Linked DNA regions of Homo sapiens: all the other regions are linked to region 2. Evidence: chromatin loops called from intact Hi-C (ENCODE). Cell type or tissue: chondrocyte. All regions are shown on one strand.

Region 1 (4,000 bases), 450 kb before region 2:
AGGTTTTAAAAACACCTTACACTTAGGCCACAATAAATTTATAAAAATAAAGTATGCTATAATGTTCCAATGGCTACCGTGTCACTAGGAGATAAGAAATTTTCAGCTCCATTGTAATCTGATGGGACCACCGCTATCCTATATGTGGTCCATTGCTGATCAAAATATCACTGTGCACCCCATGACGTTATCTCAACATTAAGTTGCTGTTTTTCAATCTGGTATCCTAAAATGGATTTGAATCACTTTCAGAATTGCAGGAGTATAGATTATTTTACTTACTAAATGTGATTCAATACAATTCGAGCTTAAAACACGAAGGTGATAAAATAATGACTGTATTTACTGAATAAAAATACTTCAGTGAAAACAAAGGAAACATATTTGACCACATACACACTTTTAAATCACAGTGTAAGTTACACTGGTAAAAAGTTATGTTACGGCCCATTCTGGAGTGTCTTTTTGGTAGCTTAACTCTGTTAACAAGCTGGTGTTTTATCTGTGAAATTTCCAAAGTGGCTCATCTATAAAAATATACTTAGAATTTCTTTTAGCTCTTTCTATGATAAAAATTTAAACGGTTTTAATTTTTTCTAGCAAATGATGATTATCTTTTGCAATATGAAGTTCAAATTTCATCACAATTATAAGTCATTCCTTGGTACATCAACCAGCAAAATGTACTGCACTTAAACTTGGGTGCCCAAAGATGTATTAGTGGCATAGACAAATAAACCATTGGATATGTTATGACCCATATTTGAAAACTTTTACACATTACACATATAAATATTTACATTTCAAATAATAACAAGCTTACCTACAACATATGTTAATAACTGAAGGCATATTATGATGTTGGGCATAAGCATAACTCTATGTTCTATATTTTGGCTGATTTTAACATAATCAAAAATAGGCAGAATTGGAGATTAACATAATCACCAAATAGTCTTGAAATGCATAGTTTCAAATTTCTTTAAAACTCAGTTTGATGCAATAGGAAGAGAATCAGATTGGGAGCCAAAACAGGGATGGTGTAAATAGAACACTAGGCTGGATGCTAAGATATTTTTCAGCCCTGACATTTCATGATCCTTTTATTCTTTCCCCACAAACCTTTATCTTCAGATTTCATATCCATTTATTTTTCCTGACAGAATTTCTGAGAGTCGAATGGCTGAAGTGGCCAAAGGAAGAAAGAGAAAAAAAAAAACCAAAATGAGAGAAATTGTAGCTGAATAAACCACCTTTGGTAAAGCAAAGATTTACAGTGGACTCTCCTGTTTTACACGGATTTAAAAATATCTGATTATTTTTCAAAATATGCCACACTTTTGAAAAGAGGACAAGGATTATTGACAAAGTAAACTGGAATTAGATGAATTTGGAGATCTTGACGCTTAGTATTACTGACATCAACTGTAGGAGGTTTTGAATATGTCAGGGTATTCAGTGAGGATAAAGGCACATTAAAAAAGAATACTATATGAAGGAAGGAGAAAAAATTAAAAATTAAAACATAAAATTGGTCAAGCTGTATAAAATATAAAAAGTCCTCTGAGGCATTTTATCATGATTAACATAGAAAGTTGTAATATTTTCAATTAAAAAAGGAGATAATACATTATGAAATGAAATGTAGGTCTCTCCAAGTTTTATTTCATATAGGTTCTTTCAAAGATCATCAAAAAAGGGCCGGGTGCGGTGGCTCACGCCAGTAATCCCAGCAGTTTGGGAGGCCAAGGCGGGAGGATCACTTGAAAGTCAGGAGTTCAAGACTAGCCTGGCCAACATGGCAAAACCCCATCTCTACAAAAAGTACAAAAAAAATTCGCGGGTGTGGTGGTGCATGCCTGTAATCCCAGCTACTAGGGAGGCTGAGGCAGGAGAATCACTTGAACCTGGGAGGCAGTGCTTGCAGTGAGCTGAGGTCACGTCTCTGCACTCCAGCCTGGGTGACAGAGCGAGACTCTGTCTCGAAACAAACAAACAAACAAAAACAAAGATCACCAAAAAAGGCTTAGTTTCAGCAATATTACCATAAAAATATTTTGGAATACCTTGATAGTATGTTCAAAGTGTTGACATTCATTCATCTCCATTGATACACAATTGATATCCATCACCATTAATATATCACGCCTACCCAGCAAAGGAAATAACATTAGCTGTTCACTAAAAACAATTATTTTGGGGGAAGGTTGGTAATTTCTTTAATAATCTTGATATATCAAATACAAGCAGAGTATTTTACTGGTACTGCATAGCAAACTGACTGTAAATAGCTGACATTCTATACTTACACATAAAGATGGCAATTTTGGGAAATTCTGAGTCCTCAAGCACCGATTTGGCATTCATCTTTTTGGACTGATTAATCAGCGTGCCTTGGACAGAGTAAGCCCTCTTACTCTGAATAAAAACTGAAAGAACTTCCTAAAGCTCTACTTCCCTCCTGTTGGTTCTCACCAAAACCAATTTCTAGCTTCATCATTACACTAGCAGCAGTTCTCAAGGGAAAGATTTCTCGATTGTTAATAGGTGTTACATGAATATGGCCCCCCTGCGTTAAATGGTGTTCTATGTATCCCGATGTGGCAGGAATTATCTGAAACATTACTATGCTAATACACATTAAGAGTCTTAAGAGGGGCCATATGGTATGTAGCAATCCCAAATACATTTATTCTGCGTCTGTCAGAACATCTTACGGAATGACTGCTTTGCCGAAATCACTTTGGGACTGTGGCTCTATATGACTGAAGCCTTTGGCCAATCAATCAAATTCCCCTTAAGTCTAGCCCCAGCCTTTCTCTATGCCCCTGACATAAGCCACCAAATAAAATAAATATCATTTTTATTTTTTTGCTGATCAAACACACAATCCCCTGGAACCCACACCAATCTCCTTGAAGGACACGCAGTGCGGTAGACACATTTTGATGTGCTTCTCTCGTTTGCATTTCTGTGTACTTGAGTTGCTCATTTGTGAGCCCAATGCACTGACCTGTCTGGTATAGAAAGGGCATTAGGGCTGTGATGGTAGAAATGAAAGAAAAGACACTTTGGGAGGCCAAGGCGGGTGGATCACGAGGCCAGGATATCGAAACCATCCTGGCTAACACGGTGAAACCCAGTCTCTACTAAAAATACAAAAATTAGCCGGGCGTGTTGGTGGGCTCCTGTAGTCCCAGCTACGTGGGAGGCTGAGGCAGGAGAATGGCGTGAACCCGGAAGGCGGAGCTTGCAGTGAGCCGAGATCGCGCCACTGCACTCCAGCCTGGCGACAGAGCGAGACTCCGTCATAAAAAAAAAAAGAAAGAAAGAAAGAAAGAAAAGAAACAAGAAACAAGGAAAGGTGAAAAGAAAGGGTCAGTTTGGTCTTTGATGACCAAATAGAATCCTGGAGTTGGGTTAACAGTCATAAAGGTCAGAATTGAGGGAGAAAAATTTTTTTAAGTCCTATTTGCTCTCACTTAGCACATGGAGAGCCAAGCCTGGCTACTAGATCTTAGAATTTATTACATGGCCTGAGTAGAAAGGTCTAGAATATGAGGTAAAGAAAGCAGAACACCCTTCCAGAACGACGGTGGGAAGAGAAAGATGTGGAGGCGAGGGAAACAGAGAAAGAAAACTTGACCTCCCCTCTCTATTTCAAAATCTTGGCAGGCAGGATTGTGAAATTTGGCTGAGAGCAATATTGAGGGTGAGGAGGATTTCAGCCTGCTTCCTGTTTGGGTTTTCGGGAACAGACTGTTTCCAAGAGTGCCTGGAAGAATGTGGGAGGTCCAAACGTTTGGATTCAGTGAGGAAACTTAAGGTCCCCAACACCTGAGCTTACCCTGCTGCTTTGGGGAGATGGCCCAGGTTTCCACTGTGCCCATTAGGAAGGAGGAGAAGGTTGTGCTGGCTGTGAACTTCCCAGCATGAACTGTCCCTGACAGCCTGGGTACAGGGTGAGGGTGGTCATACCAGGTCGGGGCCAAATGTGAGT
Region 2 (4,000 bases):
CGAGAGTCCCCGCGGGTGCCCTGGGCCGGGCCGCCGCACGGCTCCCCCCGGCGGCCGGTGGGGACGGCGTCGGCGGGCGGCCCGGGGGGCGCCGGCTGCGGCTCAAGCGTGAAGTAGAGGCCGGCGGCGTTGGCGTCCTGCTCCCGCAGCCGGCGCACGGCCTCCAGGATACGGCGGCGGTGCGCGGGCGCCAGCACCCCGATGGCATCCAGGTCCGGGTCCCCGATCTGCTTGCACACCTCCAGGTCATCGTAGCCGTTATCCACGAAGGACTCCGCGTACTGCGGAAGCTGCAGCGCTTTGAGCCACTCGTAAACTATGTTGGTGCACATGGTGGGACCGGGAACCCCGCCGCCGAGCACCTTCCCAGCGCCCAAATGGCACGGGCGGCACCAGTTCTTGGAACTTTTAATCCTCTCCTCCAAGGGGAAAAGGGTATCGCAGTAAAGTTTTCCTTTTAAAGGAAAGGCTCGGGCAGGAGACGGAAAACCATCAGAAGAAGCCTGAGGAAGGGAGAAGCGAACAAGCAGCAAAGTGAATTCCCCAAGCAGCAGCGGAGCTCGCAGGCACTGGCTGCTGGGCTGAGCAAGGCTCCGCGCCGCCCCTGGATGCGCCGCCGACGCTGCCGCCGCGGGGAGGGGCGCGCGACTGGCGCGGGAGGGGGCGGAGACGGGAGGGGCCGGGGCACACCCCTCGGACCTGCGCCGGGTCAGCGCTGCGCAGTGCCGCCCGCGAGTTTTCCCAGCCGGGACGGTCCGGCGGCTGCGCGCCGCATCTCGCGCTCTGGCAGCCGCCGCCGCCGCTGGCGCGCTCCGCGCCGCGAGGCGACTTCTCCACGCAGACCCGCGGCCGCTGGGAGCGCCTAGTCTTCGCGAGTGTCAGTCACTGTAGTCCTCCCGGCGGGAAGCCGGTGGCTTCTACGCTGCTGGGCTCCGTTGGCTGCCCTGGGTTGCTTTTCACATTTCTGTTTAATCTGACTCTTCTACCCGTGGAAGTCTGTGCTCACTTCTTCCCGACCCTGCCGGACTCCAGCTTCCGCGCCCGCTGGCAGCCCAAGGACACGTCCCGCCGCCCCACGGCGCTGGGGACGCTGCGGGGTTCAGTGTCCCTTCCTTCCGGATCCGCGTTTGAATCCCCCTTCCTCGGATCCCGTACGCAGCCCAGAGCCCGGCGATCTGACTTCTTCCGTGGGCGGCCACTCAGTGACCCGAGCGGCGGCGTTTTGGCCCGGAGGGTGGGCGCAACGTGGGGACCGCCCGGGTCCAGCCGGCTTGCGCGCCGCCCCTCCTCGCTGCAGCTGGGCACGTTGGGCGGCAGGAGAGGCTGCTGTCTTCCTGGCTCTCCCTTCCTAAGCTCCCGGGTCTGCGAAAGTTTGGGGTGGGTTGTACTTTCTCCTAGGTCAGTGTGTCCCACCCGGTACCCCACCCTCCTTTCTGCCCGGCCCCTCCCCCTCGTCGGCGCTATGCTTTCTCTCCGGGCCCCCCACCTAGTATACTGCACGGGCTCCCGGGGTGGCTTTGCCCCCGGGGACACTGCCAGGCGTTCGGTCCTGGAGCCCGGGAATCCGAGCCTATCCTCTCGCTCCCGCCCGGGGATCGCGTGAAAATCAATAGAGCACCACCCAGCTCGTGTTGGAAGGGACGCTCAGACATCTCCGCCCACGGCATTTTCCCTCTAGGAGGTAACAAAATCAATCGAGTTTCCCCATCATGCCAATGTCTGAGCAGCCTCTTGGGACTGGGGACTCGAGTGGCAGGTGGAACAGACCAAGCGCCTGGGCCCCATTTCCCGGTGTCTGACCTCTTCTTGGGACTAAGGGAAGTGAGGGACGGCGGGGGCAGGTACTGTCTCCTCTCTTTCCGCAGAAGGGCGATTCAGCTTCGCACCTGAGCTGTTTAAGGACCAGATCTGACCTTTTTTTCTGAAGATTGCCCGTGGGGCGTGCCAGTCTCTCGCCCGACCTTGGGAAGTGGACAAGGAGTGATTTCAGAGTCGTTTCTCGACCTGCTGTGTGTTTGGCATTTGGGTGGGTGGTTAGGTGGGCCCTCTTATCCTAAACCAAGAGAGCTTAACCCCCTCTTGGGACACGAACCCCTTAAAGAATCAGATGACAGCTTCTGTCCTTTTGCCCAGGAAAATACCCGACATAGGCGCACCCAAAACGTTCCCTACAGTCGCAGGGGGGTTCTGGTTTCCCAAACCCCGGGACTCACGAATCTCAAATTAAGGACAGCTGGCAGAAAGGACTGTCTGCTTAGGGGGAGGGGAGAGACCAACGCGGAGAGCCGGTGGAGCTGCTTGTGGCCCCAAACTTGGGTCACCCGGGACGCCCTTTCCGGAACCGAGTTAAGGTCTCGGACCCTGGTAGGTGGCGAAGCTCCTGGGCGCTGGGATGCTGGAAGGGCGCAGCCCTCCCCGCCCCGCGCGGGCCGCCGCCTCTCCCTCGCCAAAGCGGACTCACAGTGCCCCCTCGCGTCCGCGCGTTGACCCATTTTAAGGCGTTGTCCCTGTCCCCAAACTCATTCTATTCAGCAGAAGAAAGTGGGCTTTATGGCTTTATACTGGTTCCCCTTTGAAGCACAAATGTTTTTGTCACGTTTATCTTTATATCCCAATACTATCTCAGAAGGACCTTTGATTTTTTTTTAAAGAAAATATTTCAGCAGTTTGAATGATGCTGCTAAGAAACAGAAATTATCAGCAAATATTTATTGGGAAATTACTGTATGCCAGGCATCTATTCACAGATCTGTACACATATGGTAAATAGTAATATTATCCCATATCTTACAGAAGAAGAGATTGAGACATCAAAACTAATTTGCCAACGATCTCACTGTTACGGATGGAGCAAGGGGTTCGAATTCTGGGGGGATAAATTTAACATCAGCCTTCAGCCGTCCAGCTACTCACCTTCGAATCACAGTCCCCAGCCTGTGCTGTGCTGTGCAACATGTAGGGGGAAAAAATGGGCAGGTTGTATGGGGTGAGGATTTTTGTTTGTTTGGGGGTTTTTTGTTTGTTTGTTTTGGGACTGGAAAACTTAAAGCTCAGGAGTTTTTTTGTCTTTTTTTCTTTCTTTCTTTCTTTCTTTTTTTCTTTTCTTTTCTTTTCTTTTTTTTTTTTTTTTTTCTTTTTAACAGAGTCTCACTTTGTCGCCCAGGCTGGAGTGCAGTGGCATGATCTCGGCTCACTACCACCTTCGCCTCCTGGGTTCAAGCAATTCTCCTGCCTCAGCCTCCTGAGTAACTGGGACTACAGGCGCCTGCCACCACGCCCAGCTAATTTTTGTATTTTTAGTAGAAACGGGATTTCGTCATGTTATCCAGGCTGGTCTGGAACTCCTGACCTCAGGTGATCCGCCCGCCTCTGCCTCCCAAAGTGCTGGGATAACAGGCATGAGCCACCGCGCCCGGCCTATAGCTCAAGAGTTTTGTTGTGTTGTTTTCTTTCCCAAGTTGTATGAAAAGTCCAACAGCACGAGTCTGTAGTTCTTTGCCTTCTTATATGTGGCCTTTTCCCCTCTGGGGGCTTAAACATATTCATCTTGTCTTATAAATCCTCAGCGAAGGCAGTGAGTATTTTTATTTCCGTTTTACGATTAGGGATACTGGTTGGGGGAAGACGAATGACTTGCCCAAGGTCACACAGTCAATCAGGACACAGACGAGAACATGCTTGCCCTATCAAAGTGCTTCCCTGACAGGCAGCAGCGATCCTCCTTTATTTATGTGCAAAGCACTCTCCAATTAGGAAATAAAGCATTCTGGTGCTCTCTTTGGAAGGGAAGCCCTTTATAAATTCATCACTTGTTAATCAGTCATAAATAAAACCTACTCACTTTTGACCTCTCAGGAAACCTGCTTTCTGGAGACTTCACTAGTCTGAGCTATAGAGACTTTTTTTTCCCAGGTTTCCCTTCTATTTCTCTTGTACACTTCTACACTTACTCGAGTCCTCTTTGGGTGAACCATTGAGGCTTGTATCTTTCCACTGCTTG
Region 3 (4,000 bases), 250 kb before region 2:
TCTGATCCAAAAATGGGTAAAAGATTTGAGTAGACATTTCTCAAAAAAAAAAAAAAAAGACATACAAATGGCAAACAGGCACATAAAAAGTGATCAACATCATTAGTCATCAATGAGAAATGCAAATCAAAACTACAATGAGGTATCAGCTCACCCCAGTTAAAATGGCTTATATTCAAAAGACAAGCAATAATAAATGCTGGTGAGGATGTGGAGGAAAGGGAACCCTCGTACACTGTTGGTGGGAATATAAATGAGTACAGCCACTATGGAAAATACTTTGGAGTTTCCTCAGAAACCTGAATACTGAGCTACCATATGACCCAGTAATCCCACTGCTGGGTATATACCCAAAAGAAAAGAAATCAGTATATCGGAGAGACATCTATATTTTCATGTTTGTTGAAGCACTGTTTACAATACCTAAGATCAGGAAGCATCCTGAGTGTCCATCAGCAGATGAATAAAGGAAATGTGGTACATATACACAATGGAGTACTATTCAGCCATAAAAAGAAATAGATGCTGTCATTTGCAACAACATGGATGGAACTGGAGATCACAATATTAAGTGAAATAAGCCAGGCACAAAAAGACAAATATGTTCTCACTTATTTGTGGGATCTAGAAATTAAAACTGTTGAACTCATGGACATAGAGAGTAGAAAGATGGTTACAGAGGCTGGGAAGGGTGGTGAGGGGCTGGGGGGAAGGTGGGGATGGTTCACGGGTACCAAAAAAGTAGAATGAATAGGACCTGTTATTTGATAGCACAACAGGGTGACTTTAGTCCATCATAACTTAATTGTACACTTTAAAATGACTTAAAGAGTGTAATTGGATTGTTTGTAACTCAAAGGATAAATACTTGAGGGGACGGATACCTATCCCATTCTCCATGATATGCTTATTTTACATTGCATGCCTGTATCAAAACATCGCATGTACCCCATAAAATATGTACACCTACTATGTACCCACAAATGTTAATGTTGTACTAATGAGAATGAAGTGAAATAAAATGAAAATATTGTACTAATGATAGCAAAGCAGTTACAACTATGAGTAGGGGCGTCTGTGTGTGTGGTGTTTTCCCATTCAATGTATGCCTGTGACATGATAAGCACTGTATAAAAGTCCAACAAATTCCTCTACTCCTGGACAGGGCCTGCCTCCCATGAACTCTGCACTTCCCAGTGAATGCATGTTTAAATCATGGCTGCAGCAAAGGAAAGCAGCATTGGCTTTCTGAATGTCGGAATCAACACTGATAACAGTGTTAATATTTAAGCAAATGCATTGACTGTTATGTTTCTTTGTCAAAGTGAAATCGGTCATACTCCTTGTAAAATCATATGAAACAAGCATCACATTCCAATTCTGTTGTAGTCTGACAGTTTACTGCTCTAGGGCAATAAGGCAAAAATAAATGCAGTCACCCACAAATTGCTTCCAATTGTATGAGAACTCCTTAAGTATACAGTAAGTAGCTCTAAAAGCAGAAATCTGGATTCCAAACAAATTCCAACATGCTTCAAATTGCTTCTAACATATTTCTTTTCGGAAATGCTTAAGTGCAGAGTGCTGAAGTCTCTAGTTAGCATAGCTTTCTGTGTTCATTCCTGCCTTAACTGAGCCACCATGAGGTCAGATTCCATAAGTGTGCCATGAGAGGACCCTCTATGGTGTCATCCTCAGTTCCAGAATATGTAAATATAATACAATTTCAGGGAAATATGACATAATTAGAGGCTATTATGCAGCCTTCCATGAGCCCTAATTTGCATGTTTCCAGTAAAAGTACACAGCTCACAGTGAGTACACACAAACTGTCATTTTTTCAATACTATAATTATTACTTGCAAGCCTTGAAAAATATCTCTATCAATACCAGAAAAGGGTTTGTGGGAGATTACTGCAAATGACGATGGAATAATTAACAGTTCTTTCTGCTTTCCAAAAATTTCCATTGTGACAGTATGTATATTGAAAAATTCATAAATATATAAAACATGAATAAAAATTCCTATTATTAGGTTTTAAACTTCAAGAGTTAGAAAAATACCTAAGGAAGACTGAGAACTGGTATCACAATGAAACACGATTGCGTTATTTGAGGCCTGGTGTTTCTCTGTTGTTTTTGATAAAGACAACAGTTTATTTTTAAAGGCAGAGGTGATATGAGTAAGATTTTGCACTTGTCAGAGGGACATATCAAGATTATAAATTCAGACTTCAAGAACAAGATGCTTATATCTTCCATTTTACCATAGAGATAATGAGGAATAATACTGACATACACATGTACACAAAGATTCTCTGCTCTACAAATATATTATATTCAATTTTATCAAAGAATTAAAAGCATGGAGCCAGGGATGTAACTGTTTTCAAGGTTCTGATAGAATGCTACAATGAGATATAATCAATTGATATTTAATATATGATGAGAGTTTCTATTACTAGTTATTACTATATTACCAGATTTTCATATAATTATTTATGTACCATCTTCTATTTATTATATACGTTTGTATTTCCTGTAAATCAGTTCAGATCTCTTCTGAAAAAAAAGAATATTTCCACAAGTATTATTCTTTAATCCAAAAAAAGAATAAAGAAAGGTCCTAAGAAGAAGAGAGTTAGCGTCTCACCAGCAGAAACTCAACTCTTTTGCACCTAGTACAAGAACAGGCCTCAATCGTGTGATTAGTGTCATCTGGTTTGATCCATTTTTTTACGGGGGTTAATAATTTCATGTCTTTCAGGATATAAATTCCCGAAAAGTAAACATTTTCTGCAAACCCCTAGAGAACTACGAGCCTTCGGCATGCATTAATTATAACCATCACTGACTGAACCCTATTTTGTGGTTGCAATAATTCTTTTGGATCCCTGTTGTAAACTCTTAGTGAATCTGTCATTCACTCCTTCAACAAGTGCTTGCTGAGGCTTACTATGTACCAGGAACTGTTCAAGGTGCTGAGGATACAACAAGAAAGCAACCAAATATAGACAATTCCTACACTTCCGTTGCTTACGTTTTACTAGGGAGACAGATGGAAAAAAAAACACTACACATAAATAAACTATATAACATGTTAAACGGGTGAAAGATAAAAAGAGCAAGGAAAGAGGGTGGGAAGTATTGTAGAGCAAGGGGGAGTTGCAATTCTAACTTCAGCAACCAAAGAAGCCCTCATGAGAAAATAACATTTAAGAAAAAACCTGAAGGGTCTCGACAAGAGAACTTTCCAAGAAGAAGAAATAGCCAGTGCAAAGGCCCTGAGATGGGACAAGTCTGGTGTGTTCCAGGAGCAGAAAGGAGATGTGTCGTTGGAGCCATGATGTGGTCATCTGCCCAGCAGCAGCAGCACCCAGAACTCTGTCAGCAATGCAACTTCTCAGATCTACTTTGTCATAATCTAGGGCTGGGTGTGGAGTCCAGCCATCCATAGTGTTTTGTTTGTTTGTTTGTTCATTTTGAGATGGAGTCTTGCAATGTCACCAGGCTGGAGTGCAGTGGCCCGATCTCAGCTCACTGCAACATTTGCCTCCCGGGTTCAAGCTATTCTCTTGCCTCAGCCTCCCAAGTAGCTGGGACTACATGCATGTGCCACCACACCTGGCTAAATTTTGTATGTTTAGTAGATGGGGTTTCACCAGGTTGGCCAGGGTAGTCTCAAACTCCTGGCCTCTAGTGATCCACCGCCTTGGCCTCCCAAAGTGCTGGGATTACAGGCGTTAGCCACTGTGCCGGGCCCAGTCATCTGTGTTTGAACAGCTGCCTTCCTTCTCCCATTATCCTGAGCCTCATCAAACTGTGAGAAGCCTGGTCTAAAGCAATGTGTGCAAGGGAGGTCACAGGAGAGGAAGAGAGAGAAGCAACGGATCCTTGCATTTTTACTCTGAGGAAGAAAAGTCAGGAGACATGTGGCACTGGAACAAAAATAGATGAATACATATAGACACAAAAACACACATTAAATAATTAATTGAA
Region 4 (4,000 bases), 150 kb before region 2:
ACACACACACACGTATACTGTATTGTTGGAGGTTTATCTTTAGAGTAAATTCTTAGAAGCGGGATTGCTAGGATAGAAACCAAATGCATATACAATTTTGTTACATATTGCCAATCCTCCTTCATAGGAATGGTACCATTTGCTATTCCCACCAGCAGTGTAGGAGAGCTCCTATTTCCTTACATCCTCTCCAACAGAATGTATCGTCAAACTTCTAAGTTTGCCAATCTAATGAATTAGAAATAGTACTGGTGTTGTTCCAATTTCATTTCTCTTACAATGAGAAGAAGATTTGAACATCTTTTCATATGTTGTCTTTCTGTGCATTCTTGCTTCATTTATTTGCTCATTCGTTCATAAAGTTTTTGTTCATTTTTTCTTTTAATTTTTAAAAGATGTTTACAACTTAGGGGTATATGCCTTTTATGGGAAAAGAACACTGAAAATATTTTCTCCCAGTGGTCATTTGTCTTTTAACGTCTTTGCTTTTGGTGTTTACCATTTTGAGTAGATAGTTTGTGTATTTGTTTGTTTTCAATTTTTTGCTTTTGACTTGCAAAAGTTTTATTTTTATGGAGCCACATTTATCTTTTGCTTTGTTGTATAGGGATTTTTAAAGAGTAGAAAGTCTCTCTGTGTTCAAGTTGTAGAGGGATTCGGTCATGTTTTCTGCTAGCGTGTGTATAGTGTTATTTCTTTTCACTTTCAGATCTCTGATGCACTTGGAGTTTATTTTTGTGTGTGGTATGAGCAACAGATCTAATTTTACCTTTTTCAAAATTGCTTTCCAGTTGTCCCAACACCATTTATTATAAAAAGACCATCTCTATCTCATGGTCTTAAATACTACCTTTATTTTATACTGGATTTTGATCCATAATTAGATGACTCTGGTGTTTGTTTACATTTTATTCCATTGGTTTCTATTTTATGTAGGCAGTTGCTGTGTTATTTGGTCCATAGATATCCATAACTGCTATAACCTTGTTGTAGACTGTGGCTTCTAATGTTAGAAAGTGTTATTCTTTCTTTTATCTAATGCTTTTACACTTGAGTTCATTCTTTCTGTAAACCTATATGATTTTTGCATTTATATTGTTTTAATTGTCACATTCATTGTATTATATGATTAACACACTTTTTCACAATGAAAACAGCTTTGTAACTAGAAAACTACAATGAAAAATCAGTTGGACATAAGATGTGAAGAGTTTGCAACCTCTCTGTTTACTTAACGTGGAAATTCTAGAGAATCAAGTAGATATTGTAATTAATAAATTACATAAATATTCTTTAGCATTTGTCGTGCCACCTATAATGATGTACTGCAAGAGCTGATTTTGTTACACAGATTCTGATTAATAAAGTCACTCTGAATGTCTCTGTGTACAGATTTGTTTTTCTGTCCATTCAGTAGTATTCTAGTTTTAAGATGCTTAAAGGTATTATAAAAAAAACTAGGGCAACGTGGATATACATGCATAAATATTGTTTCAGAAGAGAAAATTTATACAAATAAAAATAATTGAATTTTTTAGTTGGGAAAGGCATACATGTGACAAAAATGAGGACCAGTAAAGTGACTTACCTAAAGTCACATAGCAAGATAGTACAAAATCTCTCCTGTCATGCAGGTTGCTTAGCAGCTAGTCAAGTGTTCTTTTTACACTTACATGTTAAGCCTGTTTCTGTGTGTATATCAGAAGAAGTGCCTTCTTCACTTTGAGAATATCTTGGGAAATGGAAAATTTGTGTGCCCAAACTAGCCTGAAATGAAACATTAAGAGGAACCAACATATTCTTCAGGAAAAAATGTGGGGAAAGCAAGGAAAATACAGAGGGAAAGAGCAAAAATGAGTTTCAATGTTCAGAAGTAAAATTGCTAGGTGCCTTGATGATGATAACTAAACACACATGTGGTGAATCATCACTCATGGTCCTGATCACTTGGGTTCATTGTGCTTGTCAATCAAAAGGACCCCAGACGTGCCTGCCACCAATCCCCAGGCTGACCCAGATGCTTCTAGTGACTCAGTTAGGAGGATGGAGGGCAAACTGACAACAAGCAAAATTCTAATTGTTGGGAAGGTATTTTGGGTTTCCTGCACTTTGTTTTATATTTTTTTTTTTTTGAGAAAAAGATAGTCAAACCATCCAGGCATAAAATCATTCTAATAGAAAAGCTGTTGAGAATCATGGAGAAAAAAAATAAACCCTGTACACTGGAGCTCACTGCTTACTCACAGGCACTTACATCAGGATAGCAGCAGCAGCGGCAGCAGGAGCAGAAAAACAGGCTAATCAGAAGGAAGAAAAAACATTCTCTGAAAACGCTAAAATGGAGCAACAGTAGTGGCCTAGAAAGGGGTATCATATGTTTTGGTAAAAATAATAATAATAATAATAAGCCATGTAGCAATGGAGAATTGAAATTCCTGAGAGTCACTGAAACTGTTCAGGGGCTCCTTTCATTCTCTTCTTCACTTCCAAACCCTGCAAATCCCCCACGGAGCTCTTTGTATAGAGATAATTTCTCAGACTACTTAGCGGAGAAATTCATACTTTTATAGAAAGGTATGTGATGATGGTGTATTTATGTGTGAAAGAGAAAAGAGGAATTTACTGGTCTCTCCATCTTCAAGAAAGAAAATTCTAAGAATTTTCACATCACCACCTACAGACCATGACAATGTCTTCCAGAAAAATAAACATTGTTCCTTTTATGGCTTTTAGAACTAGAATGCAGAATTCAATTATTTATTTTAAAATCCCTAACAGGATTTTATCCTGGAGGAGAAAGCGTGCACAAGTAAAAGGAATTGTAAATGCTAACAAAATAAAGGAAAAAAGACAAAAAGGCTCATTATAGAATTTTCAGTATCAGGGGATTCTAATTCTAAACTGTGGATTAAATTCGTGTCATTGTTGATTACATCTTCTGGGCTGTGACCAGTGTTGTAAAAGAATAGGAGAAGCATGAAGTCTCAAAGGCAACTTCTCTTCTCCATGCCCATGGGAATATCTTAGAGCTCACAATGAGTTAATAAAAAGCCCCTGATTCTTGATCTCATGGATAAAGAGCTCACCAATTAACAGGCCCACAGGAAAGAACAAAGCAGCTTCATATCGAAACAGAAAAAACAAAAAACAAAGCCCTGCAATTTGCAAATGTCCAAGAAGTGCATGGAATATCAGTAAATAATGGAAAGGAATACAATTTTTAAAAAAATAGGCTCTGTGCATATTTGAAAGTGTCTTTTTTTCCAGATAAATAATTCTAGATGAACAATTTCATACACACAGAGCATTTGAATAATTCCATAGAATCCATTTTACCAGATCTTTCTGCCTAATTACAAGTCTTTGAACCAGACACCGGTACTTGAAAGATCAATGCCTGGCTGCACAAAGCATATATAAAGCATAATTAAGAGGAGGACTGCTCGACGGAGCCACGGATAACATGCATATGGATGTGTGAAGTCTTCACATGTACACACTTTATAGCTGTGATATGCACATCAGACACATACTCTCACTGTCCAAAATGTCTTTGGCTGCCATTTTATAAATGAGGCAATCAAAGGAAAATGGAATTAAAAACAAATAATAAGGTAACCAAATTTTAGATCATCTTCTTATTTGAATCTCTGAGTATAAAGCAAGTCTATTTAACTCCATTTTGAAGTATTTATCTCTGAAAATACCTTACTTCCTATTTAGATCAAAATTTGGTACATTTCTAGGAAATACGTGGATTTTAAATGTGAAATGATTTGTTCAACTTGCTTCTCATTTTTTTAATTCCAAATCAATATAATCAAACATTAACACTTTGGACTACTCAGAAAGTATATTTATACTTTCAGGAAGGAATATGGTAGAGTATGTACTTAAGTGGGAGCATTTTGTGTGTAAACTAGGAAGGTTGGCTTAGTCTCTGGGAGGCAAACAAATCGAAGTCGCTGAATTCTGGGGGTTCTCAATGCTCAGAGGAGGC
Region 5 (4,000 bases), 960 kb before region 2:
CTTGGGGGATTTAAACCTGAATCTTCACTACAAGTTCACCACCAGGAAGGAAGATGGAAGAGGTGATTTTTGCATCTGAAGGCTAGGGAAGACAAGAAAGTGGGAGGCCAGGTATGAGTTACACTGAAAAAATTAGAGCAAAGGCTGAGGCAGGAGGAGAGCAGCCTGGGCAACATAGTGAGACACTGTCTCTTTAAAAAAAAAACTTCTAAAAAGTTCAACTGGGTATGGTGACATGCATCTATAGTGCTAGTTCTAGCTACTCAGGAGGCTGCAGCAGGAGGACTACTTGAGCCCAGGAGTCCGAGGTTGTAGTGAGCTATGATCACACCACTGACCTCCAAACTGGGTGACTGAATGAGACTCTGTCTCATTCAGAGGAAGAAGAATTGAATATCCTAATCACCTAAAGTGATTTTCTGCCTACCTTTTGGATAAAAGGACCTTGAGAATCTAAGGTGACCAGAGAGAGGGGAGGGAGGCTTTTTCACGCAGAGCAGCCTTTAATAAGCCACCACCCTTTGGTGTAGCTGCACTGGTGTGGGCTGACCACTGGGTGCCATTTCTGAGTGGCAGGCCCATGCCCTGCAAGCACCACCATTCTCCACGGCTGAGTGCAGAGAACTGTTGATGACCAGCACAAAAATCTGAAAGCTTTCTATTGTAAACTAAGGGAGAGTCGGAGCTAAGAACAGAATCAGGGGAGAAACCGCTAGAGAGGACAAGAGCTAGTTTTGAATTCTAGTTATTTCCCCTTATTCCTGTGCTGTGAATACAGAACATGTAAGGAAAATCTCACTTATCACCAAATTGTGCCAAAACATGGCTAGGACCTACTCTCCTTCCTCCTATCCACACAAAAATGAAAATACCTGTATTTACCTGCAAGGCTTTTAGGAGGTAGCCATTTCAAAATTTAAATCTTTCAGCCAAAATGTACTGAACAACGCACAAGTAAGGTACATGGATGAACACGAAGGAAGGGGAGCCACAGGTTAGAGACGGAGGGAGACAGGAACAAAAAAGCATAAGAAATGACGAGGGGGAAGGGGAGGAGAAGAATGAGGAAGAGAAGCAGCAAATGTAACATGCTCAGGGCCACGGGAGAAGTGGGAGCAAAATAAGAGCAAGCTAGTTGGCTGGGGACTGAGGCAGGAAATCCTTCAGAAAGAAAGAAGGGTTTCTGCTAAGTTTAGCTTCTTAATTTTTTTAAAAAATCTTACTGTGCTGTACTTTGCACTTCAAGTCATGGGACTGTGCAGCTGCCACCTTACTTCAGCGGGCTGGGGTCTGCAGCTGGTTAAACATGTTTTCTGTAAGGGGCCACCAGAGGGACAGGGAGCCCCATATGTATTTTTGTCCTCACCCTAAGGACTAGGGATGTCTTTTTTTTTTTTTTTTTTCTCCTGGAGACAGAGTCTCACTCTGCTGCCCAGGCTGGAGTACAGTGATGCGATCTCGGCTCACTGCAACCTCCACCCCCAGGTTCATGCGATTCTCCTGCCTCAGCCTCCTGGGACTACAGGCATATGACACTATGCCTGGCTAATTTTTGTATTTTTAGTAGACACGGGGTTTCACCATGTTGACCAGGCTGGACTTGAACTCCTGACCTCAGGTGATTTGCCCGCCTCGGCCTCCCAAAGTGCTGGGATTGCAGGCATGAGCCACCGTGACCGGCCAGGACTAGAGAAGTCTTGACCTAACTGCTATGGACCAAATATCCCCACCTCAGGATAAAACTTATTATGTAATAAGTGAAAACACAAATTGTGAATTTTTACTTTCCCTAAAAGTCATCAAAATACTTCAAAAAGTACACTGCAGAAAAATGTACGCTCCCACTGCTACACCATTAGCACAAAATGTGATTGCATTTTCCTCTCTGAAATGATGACTGACAATATTTTCACTATTTTTAATCTACTGTCTTCAAACTACCACACACTTTGAATAATTTTATCCTCCGGTTTGGACTTGGCCCAGGCATTGCTTGAACTTCCCCAGGATGCCAGCAGATGGCACTGTAGTTTCTTTATTCATCTTGCTGTGGTGAGTGGGATTTTGTTTTTAAAATTTCACAAGTTCACCACCTAGATGCTGGCCAAAGAATAACAAGCCCATGTTTCATAAGCGTGAGGCTCCCCAACTCATCAAATTTACAATCCTTTGAATTTTACGTTGAATCCAAATTCAATGTGTGAATTTGGATGCAGTGACTTTCTCCCTGCAAACAGAAGCTGGCATAGAAGCAGTGCAAAATGCCATCTCCTTTCTCCTTGAGAATGATTATTACAATTCATCCAGCAGGAGCAAAAATCAATGATATAACCCAAGTCCAAAAGTGGATGGCAGCAGGTGGAAGGGGTCATTTACTAATCTCCTGGTGGAAGAAATTAATGCTCAGACGTCAGCTCCAAAGAGGCCTCCTGGTAGTAGTACCTCCTTCCTCCAGCCAGAAGCCCCAGGCCTGAGGATGGTGGGCGCTGGAGCTGGATCTGCTCTTTGGACTCATCTTTTTCATTGTCAATGGGTAAAAAGTATGGTAACTTCAGCATGGATTTTGATGACCAGGAAGCAATAATTAATATTCTGCTGTGCTTTAAAAATCCATTTAAACATTTAATTATCATCAAGTATTGGATTTAAAGTCTCAGAACTGAACCTTAGCAAATATTTGTTCATCAATAACTCCTACTATTAAGACCCCAAATCTATCTGCTTAAGTGTCAACATTTTTCCTCAAGATCCCTAAACTGCTTTAGCTGTTCCTGAAGGCAAAATTCACTTAAGAAAATTCCTACATTAAGGAATTTATCAATCCCATTGAAAAATAAAAATAATTTAAGAGACAGTATCCCCAGAACTGGTTTCTTTCCTCCTACCTCTGTCTTTAACAAATTCTTTGTTAAATTGCTTTGTGTATTCATTTTCACTCATTCTTTCATTCAGTATTTATTTATTCACCTCTCAGTAGGAGTCAGGCATCCTCTGAGGTCCTGAGAACATAGCAATAAACAAGACAGATTCAAGAAGGGCGACTGCAGAGTCAAGGAGTGAGGAGAAGTTGAGGTGATGGGACAGAGAAGGCTTCTCTGAGCAGAAACCTAAATAATGAAATAACATTCACTTCCCCAGATGGGGAAAGCTGGGCAGGGGAACAGCAGGGGAGGGAACAAGAGGTCCCCTTTGGACATGCTAAGTGTGCGGTGCTTATTAAACATCCCTGTGCAGACAGTAAAGAAACAGTTGGACATGTGAGTCTAGAGCTGCAGATAAGAATTTGTAAGTGACTTGCATACTCTAAGCTCTGACTGAACACTACGAAGAGAAACATTATGAAGACTGAGCTCCAGGGCAACCCGATTTTTAGTGGTCATAAAGAGAAAGTGAGGCCCAGCAATGAGACTTAGGAGGAGCAGCCAGTGGGAGAAGGAAAAGAAGGCAGAGTGCTCCTTTACCTTTCTGGTTAGAATATTATTAAACTCCGTTTTACAAAAATTATATCGCAGCTGGGCGCAGTGTCTGACCCTGTAATCCCAGCACTTTGAGGCCGAGACGGGTGGATCACCTGAGGTCAGGAGTTCGAGTCCAGCCTGGACAACATGGTGAAACCCCATGTCTACTAAAAATACAATAATTAGCCAGGCGTGGTGGAGAGCACCTGTAATCGCAGCTACTCAGGAGGCTGAGGCAGGAGAATCACTTGAACCCAGGAGGTGGAGGTTGCGGTGAGCCGAGATTGCGCCACTGCACTCCAGCCTGGGTGACAAAGTGAGACTCCATCTTAAAAAAAAAAAAAAATTATATTGCAGTCTCTCACTCCACACAGTGGAAACTCTAGGTTGCCATATTTTCTTTTCCAGTGAGTCTACTGCTTTACAGTGGAGATCCTCGTAAGACCATAGAGTAGGAGGAGGAACACAACACAGGTCAACATGAAATTCTTTACACTTGTATAGAATTCCACCTCTCAAATGCAATACTCTCATTACCCCCC
Region 6 (4,000 bases), 660 kb before region 2:
AATAAATCTCTATGCTTTCCTCTTGTTAATTTGTGTTTTGTGATAGGGGTCTCAGCCATGAACTGTGATGAGTGAGAAAAAGATATTACTTTTTCTCCCTCCTAGCGCCACACTTCACATAGTCACCCAAGACAGAAACCAGAGCGTCATTGTCAACACTTTGCAATCAGAATCCATATTCAACCTGTCACTAAACCTTGCTATTTCTACCTCTTTAAGAGCTGAGTAGCTGTCTTCTCCATTTCCACTGCCTGCCTCAGGATATGACCATGGTAGCCAGGATTTATGGAAGACTTTCATAACAACTCTTTTTCTTTCTTTCTTTCTTTCTTTCTTTTTTTTTTTTTTGAGACAGAGTCTTACTCTGTTGCCCGGCTGGAGTACAGTGGCACAATCTTGGCTCACTGCAACCTCTGCCTCCTGGGTTCAAGTGATTCTCCTGCCTCAGTCTCCCAAGTAGCTGGGATTACAGATGGCCATCACCATGCCTGCCTAATTTTTTTATTTTTAGTAGAGACGGGGTTTCACCATGTTGGCCAGGCTGGTCTCAAACTCCTGACCTCAGGTGATCTGCCCGCCTCGGCCTCCCAAAGTGCTGGGATTACAGGCTTGAGCCACTGTGCCTGGCCGACTCTTCCTGATTCCAGTCTTGATCCCTTTGCATGTATCCTCTCCCTTCTTACATTTCTATTGCTCCCAAAGAAGTGAACTGAAACTCTGGCGAAGTCACTTACCATCAACGACCACTCTCCAGGAGCATAACAGTCAAGCTTCCTGACATGGAGCAAAGGTACTTTTAGCATGAGCCTTTCCCTGACCTCTTCAGGACAGCCACCCTTGATTTCCTCCCCATGCACCTTACATCTAGTACAGCAAGCTGCCGCCAACCCTGTGCACAGACCTCTGGCATTGCACCTACCAGGCCGTTCTGTTCCTGTCTTCTATTTGACTCCCCTCAGCCTGAGCAGATGCAGGTGAGTGATTCTGAACCTTCAGATCCTTATGTCTACAGAGAAACTGGTACCTAGTAAGTGGTCAATACATTTTGGCTCCGTGAATAAATAAGTGAATATTCGATTCTCTTCTGACTGCTGGGGATGGCCTTATCTGACAGCTAACGTCTAAACAAGTTTCCTAGAGTGATTAACACAAGCAGGCAAGGATGAAAGAAAGAAATGCAAAACACAGTGATCCTGAGGCCCAGAGAACCAAAACAGGGAAGGGCAGAGGGGTGGGGACACGGCAGGGAAAGTGCCTGCTACATGGGTCAGCTTTGCTCTACACACCTTGGTTGGTTCTCTTTGAGATCTAGTTTTATTCATATAAGAAATCATTTCTTTAAGTTCAGTGCCACATATGAGTTTCATTATAGGCCAGCAGAAAGCAATAAAGTACCCTGGAGACAAAGTAATAGCATGAAAACGTGTGGAGCTATGGTCCAGCTTTGTATTTGAATAAGGACTATATTTAACACAAAAAGAAAACCTCCCAGGACGGATGCGGTGGCTCATGCCTATAATTCCAGCACTTTGAGAGGCCGAGGCAGGCGGATCACTTGAGGTCAGGAGTTTGAGACAAACCTGACCAACATGGTAAAACCTGGTCTCTACTAAAAATACAAAAATTAGCCCGGTTCGGTGGCGCATGCCCGTAGTCCCAGTTACTCGGGAGGCTGAGTAATATTTTATTTTGTTAGCCCTATTTCATGCCCATTTCTTATGGATTAATTTAAATTCCAATATGCAAGTGGTAATAATATGGCCATTGGTAGTCCCTTCTGTGAATCACAGATTTTACAGTAACGTGGAGAAACAGGCATTTCTTCATCTTCGATGTCTACTTGTTTGGGAGCAATTTATCAAGGAGACTGTTGAACCATCAAGAGTAAATTGTGTACTTTGGGGTGCAAACTGCTAATTGCTAATGCATTAATTAAAAGATTTCTTGTGCTTTTTTGCTCCAGGAAGCAAAGCCTATACAAATGTACCCAGTCACCTTTTCCTGACCTGCCCCTGCTCCCACCCCTTCTTGGATATTCGGAATGAGAACACGAAGATAATTTGTATGCACATTTCTGACAACCATTTTAGGGTTCTGTAATGATAAAGAACAATTAACAAAGGCTTCCCTGGCATTGACTAACCACTTTCTGGGCAAATGGTTTAATTAACGAAGAGGCTGCTTCCTTTGGTTTAATCACACAGCATTTAAGTAGAGGCCGCTTAGGCAAATAAAAGGCTGTTATTTCTTTTGGGTATTTTGCTAATGTCTGTCTGTCCACAAGATGGCAGTAAACGTTTGATGAGTTTCTATGATAACTTTAGTCTTTTGTGTGTAAATGTGTGTGTATGGAAGGGGTGGGGGTGAGACTTCCTTTAGAAGAAAAATTTTATTTATTTGATGTTTTACATTGTTTTACACTTTATGTCAAATACGTCTACTAGTATATAATTAATTTAAAATATCTTCAAGTGGGTGACAGTTACACTGTTTATCCTAACAGTTCAGCTGTGTATCCTAACAAAAATAATATCGTCTCCATCTCAACTGCATCTAACAAAAAGGATGAACAAAAAGTTAACATTTGATTATGAGAAATTAGAGAGTTCTAACTTTACTGGCTAATAACTTGGAAATATATGAACAAACTGGTTCATTTCTGAATCCTAGGTGAGTGGGTGCTATAAGCAAGAGTTGTGGGTACTATATGCAAAAGTGAAACACACTAGGATCTTCTCTGTAAGAAGCTTTAGACCTACAGAGACTATCCAAGTGAGTGTGTTCACAAAATTGTTATACAAGCTAATGGGTGACATAAGGGAGATATGAATGAGAAACTGTGTCACTAATAGTAGAGGAGAGATGATTTTTAATTGGTGGGAACCAGGAAGGCATTCTTGGAAAGTGGGGCACTCAATATTTGCTCTCACCTAGGAGTGGGACCCAGACTTGTGAGTTGCCTGCACATAGGTGTGAGAGTAAAAGCTCACCTGGACAGGTGAAGAATACCTGGGGATGAATAGGTCAGTTGACTTGGTTGCAAAGTGTATCTAAAGGGTAGGATTGGGAAGAGTGAGCTTGATGGTTGAATGTGAGTTTTAGAAGTTTGGATTTTTTTCTGGAGGCAATGGAGGATCACTAAAGGTTTTGAGCTGAGAAGGAGCCTAGTGGCAGTGGCTCAGAAAGAACAGCCTGGAATCTCTGCAGGATGTATTGAGGTGGAGAGACACTGGCTGTGTGATAGTGTGTATAGGTCTAGAGAAAGGTGGTGTTATGGTCATATTCAAGCTACAGTCCTGAAGCAACGACCATTAACTTCATTTCTTTAGGTGATTTTCCTCATTCGAAAGCAAAGGCTTGGACGAGGTGGTTCTTTTCAGCTCTAAAAATTACAGGCCTGGCTAGGATAATAGCAGGGGTATGGAGACAGGTGAATGGATGCAGGAGAGATTAGCAAGGCAGGCAGAGAAGCACCTGGTCTCTGACTGGAAAGGGAATGGAGGGACATTGGAATGGAAGCTTGGCAGGAAGCAGAGAAGAGAGATAAAGGCAGAAGAACATTTTATGCAAAAGAACATTATATGCCTAGAGTCACAGTGGGATTGTAAGTAGAGAATGGCAACGCCAGCTATGTGAAGAATATTTTCAGATTTGAACACTGGCATTATTTGTAACAGTTAAATCATAGACAAAAGAATTGTTTAAATGTATCTGAAAGATTTGGGTAAATTATCTGAAGAGGTAGCCGAATACTGTCATGGAGGTTTCCATTCCTTTCTTCTTGATACATGTAGTATTCAGCACACATAACATTGCCAGAGAAGGCAGAAAGGCTCTTAAATGCAGTATTGGAATGGACACAAAACAGGCAGGTCTTTGTATACAAAGATGGCTACTATGGGCCTCATAGGAGCTGGGCTCCCAGCTGCTTTCCTGCTGGTGGTGACCTATGAGGCCCAGGCCACCACGTGTGCTCCCAGAGCCACAGCCACCGGGAGTG
Region 7 (4,000 bases), 740 kb before region 2:
CATAAACATGAGGGTTTATTTATGGACTCTCAATTTGATTCCACTGATCTATATATCTGTTGTTATGCCAGCACCACATTGTAGCGTTGTAGTAAGTTTTGAAATAAGAAAATGAAAGTCCTCTAGCTTTGCTCTTCTTTTTTAGGACTGTTTTGGCTATTCTAGGTCCCATGAAGCTTGCAAGGCTTTTGAAGGACCAGCTATCTTTGGTGCCTGGTTCCAGAGTCTATCTGCAGGCTGAGCATCTGAGGGTGGCTTGCACGTGTGCCGAGGCTGCCCCACGGGCTAGTCCCCCTGTGCCACTGAATTATTCAGTCTGCCTGAATGGACTTTTTCTAGGTCCTAGAGCTGGATCTTGTGAATCCAAATTCCTGATGGGTACCTTGTGAGGGAGGAGATGAAATTCTAAGTCCAGCTCTCATAGTGTTCCAAATAGGGTTGATGTGTTAGGTCTGATGGCTTACTCTGAAATCCTAAGAGTTATTAATAATTAGCTTTGGGCTGGGCATGGTGGCTCATGGCTGTAATCCCAGCACTTTGGGCGGCCGAGGCGGATGGATCACGTGAGGTCAGCAGTTTGAGACCAGCCTGGCCAACATGGCGAAACCCTGCCTCTACTAAAAATACAAAAAATAGCCAGGCGTGGTGGCAAGCGCCTATAATCCCAGCTACTTGGGAGGCTGAGGCAGGACAATCGCTTGAACCTGGAAGGTGGTGGTTGCAGTGAGCTGAGATCATGCCACTGCACTCCAGCCTGGGCGACAAAGCGAGACTCTGTCTCAAAAAAAAAAAAGAAAAAAAACCACAAAACAACAACAACAATAAAAAACAAATAATTAGCTTTGATGGTGTCAGTATAGCCATGATGTAGCTGTTGTTTTTGAATTATTAAAGTAATATAATCACATCCTAAAAAAATGGCAAACAGGGAAGAAAATTCACCGTAATCAGAATTCGCTTGTTATAGGTTATAATGTTATTTTCGATTATCTAATGCATTACTGTACATATACTCTTTTTCCTCTGTAGAAAGAAGTTTTTGCATTATTTTTGGAATTTAATTTGAACTGAGAATTCCACTAGGGATTTGTGGGTATCTATCATTTCCCTTGTGGTTTTCGAGAGGCCACATACGTTTTTGGAGACATAATCAAGCAAAGTCATACGTCAAGACTAGAAAGAGTTTACTTCATATGGGTGCATTCATAGGAATGCATTTCCGGGATTTAAGTTAGGCTAAGACTTAACGTGTAGCTTTTCTCTCTATTGCACTTTTTCCTCTGTAAGAAAATATGTGCATTTCCTCATCATTCTCAGTAAACTATCGCAAGGACAAAAAACCAAACACCGCATGTTCTCACTCATAGGTGGGAATTGAACAATGAGAACACATGGACACAGGAAGGGGAACATCACACTCTGGGGACTGTTGTGGGGTGGGGGGAGGGGGGAGGGATAGCATTAGGAGATATACCTAATGTAAATGATGAGTTAATGGGTGCAGCACACTAGTATGGCACATGTATACATATGTAACTAACCTGCACATTGTGCACATGTACCCTAAAACTTAAAGTATAATAATAATTTAAAAAAAAAAGAAAATATGTGCATTTCCAAATGCCTCATCTCATTGTAATGATTCTTCATACTAGCTGCAGATGTTTTGGCCACATCAGTTTGGCTTCTTACCCGTCTGAATAGAACTTGCCACTCCATTTATTGAAACCTGGGTTCTTGGAGTCATTATGCTCCAATTTTCTTCAGGTTGACCAGCAAGGGGCACTAAAGTATAGCATCTATTTTCTCCTAGCCACAGCAGAGGTTTCGGTAAGCAAGTAATTGAGCAAGAATCTAGAAACTGTGCACTCTTATAGTCAGATCAAAAAGCTGTTGGTGGTATATTTGATATTTTTCAGGGGTATTGATACTTTTTAAATGAAAAAAATTCTGATTGGACAAAAAGGGAGCAAAACAATTCCAAATACAGAATCACTCTTTGTTTGTAAGCCATAATTCTCCTGTCTAGTCAATACTATTAGGTAAACTGGCAGAATCCTGTCATTGCTTTTCTGTGAATTACTGCATTTTTTCTTTTCTATCCGGAGAACATAATGGGCTAGCCACATAACGAGTTCCTAAAAGGATGAACTACTTGATGTTACACTGACAAGCAATTATTATAGGGGCCTATTGGTTGGTCTTTTTTTCTTCCCTTTAAATTTTGCTTGCCTATTTATTTCCATCAGCTACTAAGGATGACTCTTTTATTGTCTCAAATAAAGGATGCAATCTATATGCTAGGCACACATTATGAATAATTCCTTGTCATAACAAGGCACAAATGTCCTTCAGAGACCGGCACAAAGTTACTGAAGCTGTTCAGGATTTGGTAATGAGCTTTTCTTTCTTTTTAAAATTTTAGCTTTTATCCATGCTTAATCATACCAAGTTACTGAAACACTAGGGATAGGGATGATAGAATTTAACAATTCGTCCACCCAGCTAGAAGCAAATACCCATGATGGTTTCTAATTCTAAATCAAATAAATAGTTTTTGGAAGCTCTGCCCACCTATCAATACTATAGAAATAATGCATGTCAAAGTAATTAATTCAACAGGAATGTTCAATTACAGCCACTGTATCATTTTTTCAGTAATGTTTCATTCTTTTTTTTTAAATACAGTTTTTTTTTTTTTTTTTAAGACTAAGGCTTTTTTAGGCCTGGTTATTTGCAGCCTGTGAGAATTGTGTATTCAAATGGATCACATACTTCTTCACTCATCACAGCACTCTTCTCTCAAATATAATCCTAAACCTCAAATGGCTGATTACTTAAGAACCCTTAAGAAGTCTTAGCTGAATGATGGATCTCTGAGAGTACGATTTCTAATATTTTTCTCTCTGTTAGCCAGAATTAGAAACTGGAGGTTGCAGAGCAAAGATTTTTAGGAGCCGAGGCAGATATCCAGGGTGAGATGAAAAAGACAGAACAAGAGGAAGGAAAAGATGAATGCTTCCGTGTTTTCTAAACAACCCTGAAGACAGTCTGTCTTGGTTTCTTGAGATGATTCTGATATGCCCAGGTGTTGTGCCCCTCCCCCTATCTGCACCTTTCTTGTCTCTGATGCCAGAGGGATGAGGGCAGAGACTGTAAGTGACTGGCAATGCTAAGAGCACAGGCCCTGGAGTTCATCTGCAGGGTTCACATTCAGGCTGTGTGGCTTTGGGCAAGTATTTAACCCTCAGTTAATTCTGCTGTAAAGTGAAGATTCATTCACTCACTTAACAAATATTTATCAAACACCTGCCTTATGCCAGGCACCATTCTAAGCACATATGTTTTCTTCGAGGATCAGATGAGAGAATGAATGTAAAGCACTTAGGACTGTGACCATAAATAATGACCATTACTGTCTATTGAGAATCCGCGGTGCACAGGCCCTAGGCTATATATTTTAGGCAATTACTTAACCCCTGTTTGTCTGTTTTCCTCATTTGCAAAGACAGTGTCTTGTCTCACATGGCTCTTGTGAGGTTGAAACAGGGTAATGTACATAAAGTGCTTAGAACAGTGCCTGGCATGTAATAGAGTTTGCCATCATTACCTCTGTTTCTCAGACATGACCTGGAGAGGTAAATGTTATTATCACTGCTTTAAGATGAGTTAACTGAGGCGTAGGGAGGTAAGGTAAATCGGTCAAGGTCAAATGGCTGGTAAGTTGCAGATTCGTACCCCTATCTGTCTAGACCGAAAGCTTATGCTTTTCTCAGTGTACCTTGGTACCCTGGCTCCTAGAAGCATTGAACACCTGGCTTGATCACACAGACTGTTTACACATGAGCCTTTTTGTAGCTCTGAAATGCCACTTCCCAATTCCTCCAAGTCTCCCCTATCAGCCCACGTGCGCATGTGTGTGTGATGCATGCACACACACACACACACACACGTGCACATGCACTCACATCTACAGTCTCTGCAGGAGTATTCATTCTGA

What was found. Hi-C counts contacts between places; a loop is a spot of excess contacts. Peaks named below come from ENCODE experiments on the same cell type or tissue, not always from the same donor. Only the 100,000 strongest peaks of a DNase experiment are listed, where the experiment ranks them.
Region 1: a loop joins it to region 2, with 2.9 times the contacts of the local background. A loop is called at or near these places in 3 of 110 quality-filtered maps.
Region 3: a loop joins it to region 2, with 2.3 times the contacts of the local background. A loop is called at or near these places in 2 of 110 quality-filtered maps.
Region 4: it touches region 2 in a loop (4-fold over the local background); 45 of 110 quality-filtered maps call a loop at or near these places.
Region 5: a loop joins it to region 2, with 6 times the contacts of the local background. A loop is called at or near these places in 34 of 110 quality-filtered maps.
Region 6: a loop joins it to region 2, with 8 times the contacts of the local background. A loop is called at or near these places in 91 of 110 quality-filtered maps.
Region 7: a loop joins it to region 2, with 6 times the contacts of the local background. A loop is called at or near these places in 23 of 110 quality-filtered maps.

What each region holds. Positions count from the first base shown.
Region 1 is chr6:147,950,513-147,954,512 of GRCh38, reverse strand. It overlaps a transcript of SAMD5 not described here. Among named protein-coding and RNA genes, the nearest start is that of SASH1, 390 kb to the left of the region's middle. In chondrocyte, no CTCF peak of the experiment used is centred here; no DNase peak of the experiment used is centred here.
Region 2 is chr6:147,505,261-147,509,260 of GRCh38, reverse strand. SAMD5 (sterile alpha motif domain containing 5) reads right to left here and starts at 571. Exons shown (of 2, transcript NM_001030060.3): 1 at 1-571. The coding sequence starts at 332. RefSeq lists a silencer at 2,370-2,419. In chondrocyte, CTCF peaks have their summits at 57 (motif pointing left), 2,470 (motif pointing left) and 2,725; DNase peaks (open chromatin) are centred at 830, 1,110, 1,800, 2,429 and 2 weaker places.
Region 3 is chr6:147,750,406-147,754,405 of GRCh38, reverse strand. It overlaps a transcript of SAMD5 not described here. Among named protein-coding and RNA genes, the nearest start is that of SAMD5, 240 kb to the right of the region's middle. In chondrocyte, a CTCF peak has its summit at 1,656; no DNase peak of the experiment used is centred here.
Region 4 is chr6:147,652,912-147,656,911 of GRCh38, reverse strand. It overlaps a transcript of SAMD5 not described here. Among named protein-coding and RNA genes, the nearest start is that of SAMD5, 150 kb to the right of the region's middle. RefSeq lists an enhancer at 1,940-2,109. In chondrocyte, no CTCF peak of the experiment used is centred here; no DNase peak of the experiment used is centred here.
Region 5 is chr6:148,462,952-148,466,951 of GRCh38, reverse strand. All of the region lies in intron 4 of SASH1 (SAM and SH3 domain containing 1), which reads right to left. Among named protein-coding and RNA genes, the nearest start is that of SASH1, 120 kb to the right of the region's middle. In chondrocyte, CTCF peaks have their summits at 1,815 and 2,026 (motif pointing right); no DNase peak of the experiment used is centred here.
Region 6 is chr6:148,164,836-148,168,835 of GRCh38, reverse strand. No RefSeq gene overlaps it. Among named protein-coding and RNA genes, the nearest start is that of SASH1, 180 kb to the left of the region's middle. In chondrocyte, CTCF peaks have their summits at 2,089 and 2,294 (motif pointing right); no DNase peak of the experiment used is centred here.
Region 7 is chr6:148,249,278-148,253,277 of GRCh38, reverse strand. It overlaps a transcript of SASH1 not described here. Among named protein-coding and RNA genes, the nearest start is that of SASH1, 92 kb to the left of the region's middle. RefSeq lists enhancers at 36-535, 536-1,037. In chondrocyte, a CTCF peak has its summit at 1,774 (motif pointing right); no DNase peak of the experiment used is centred here.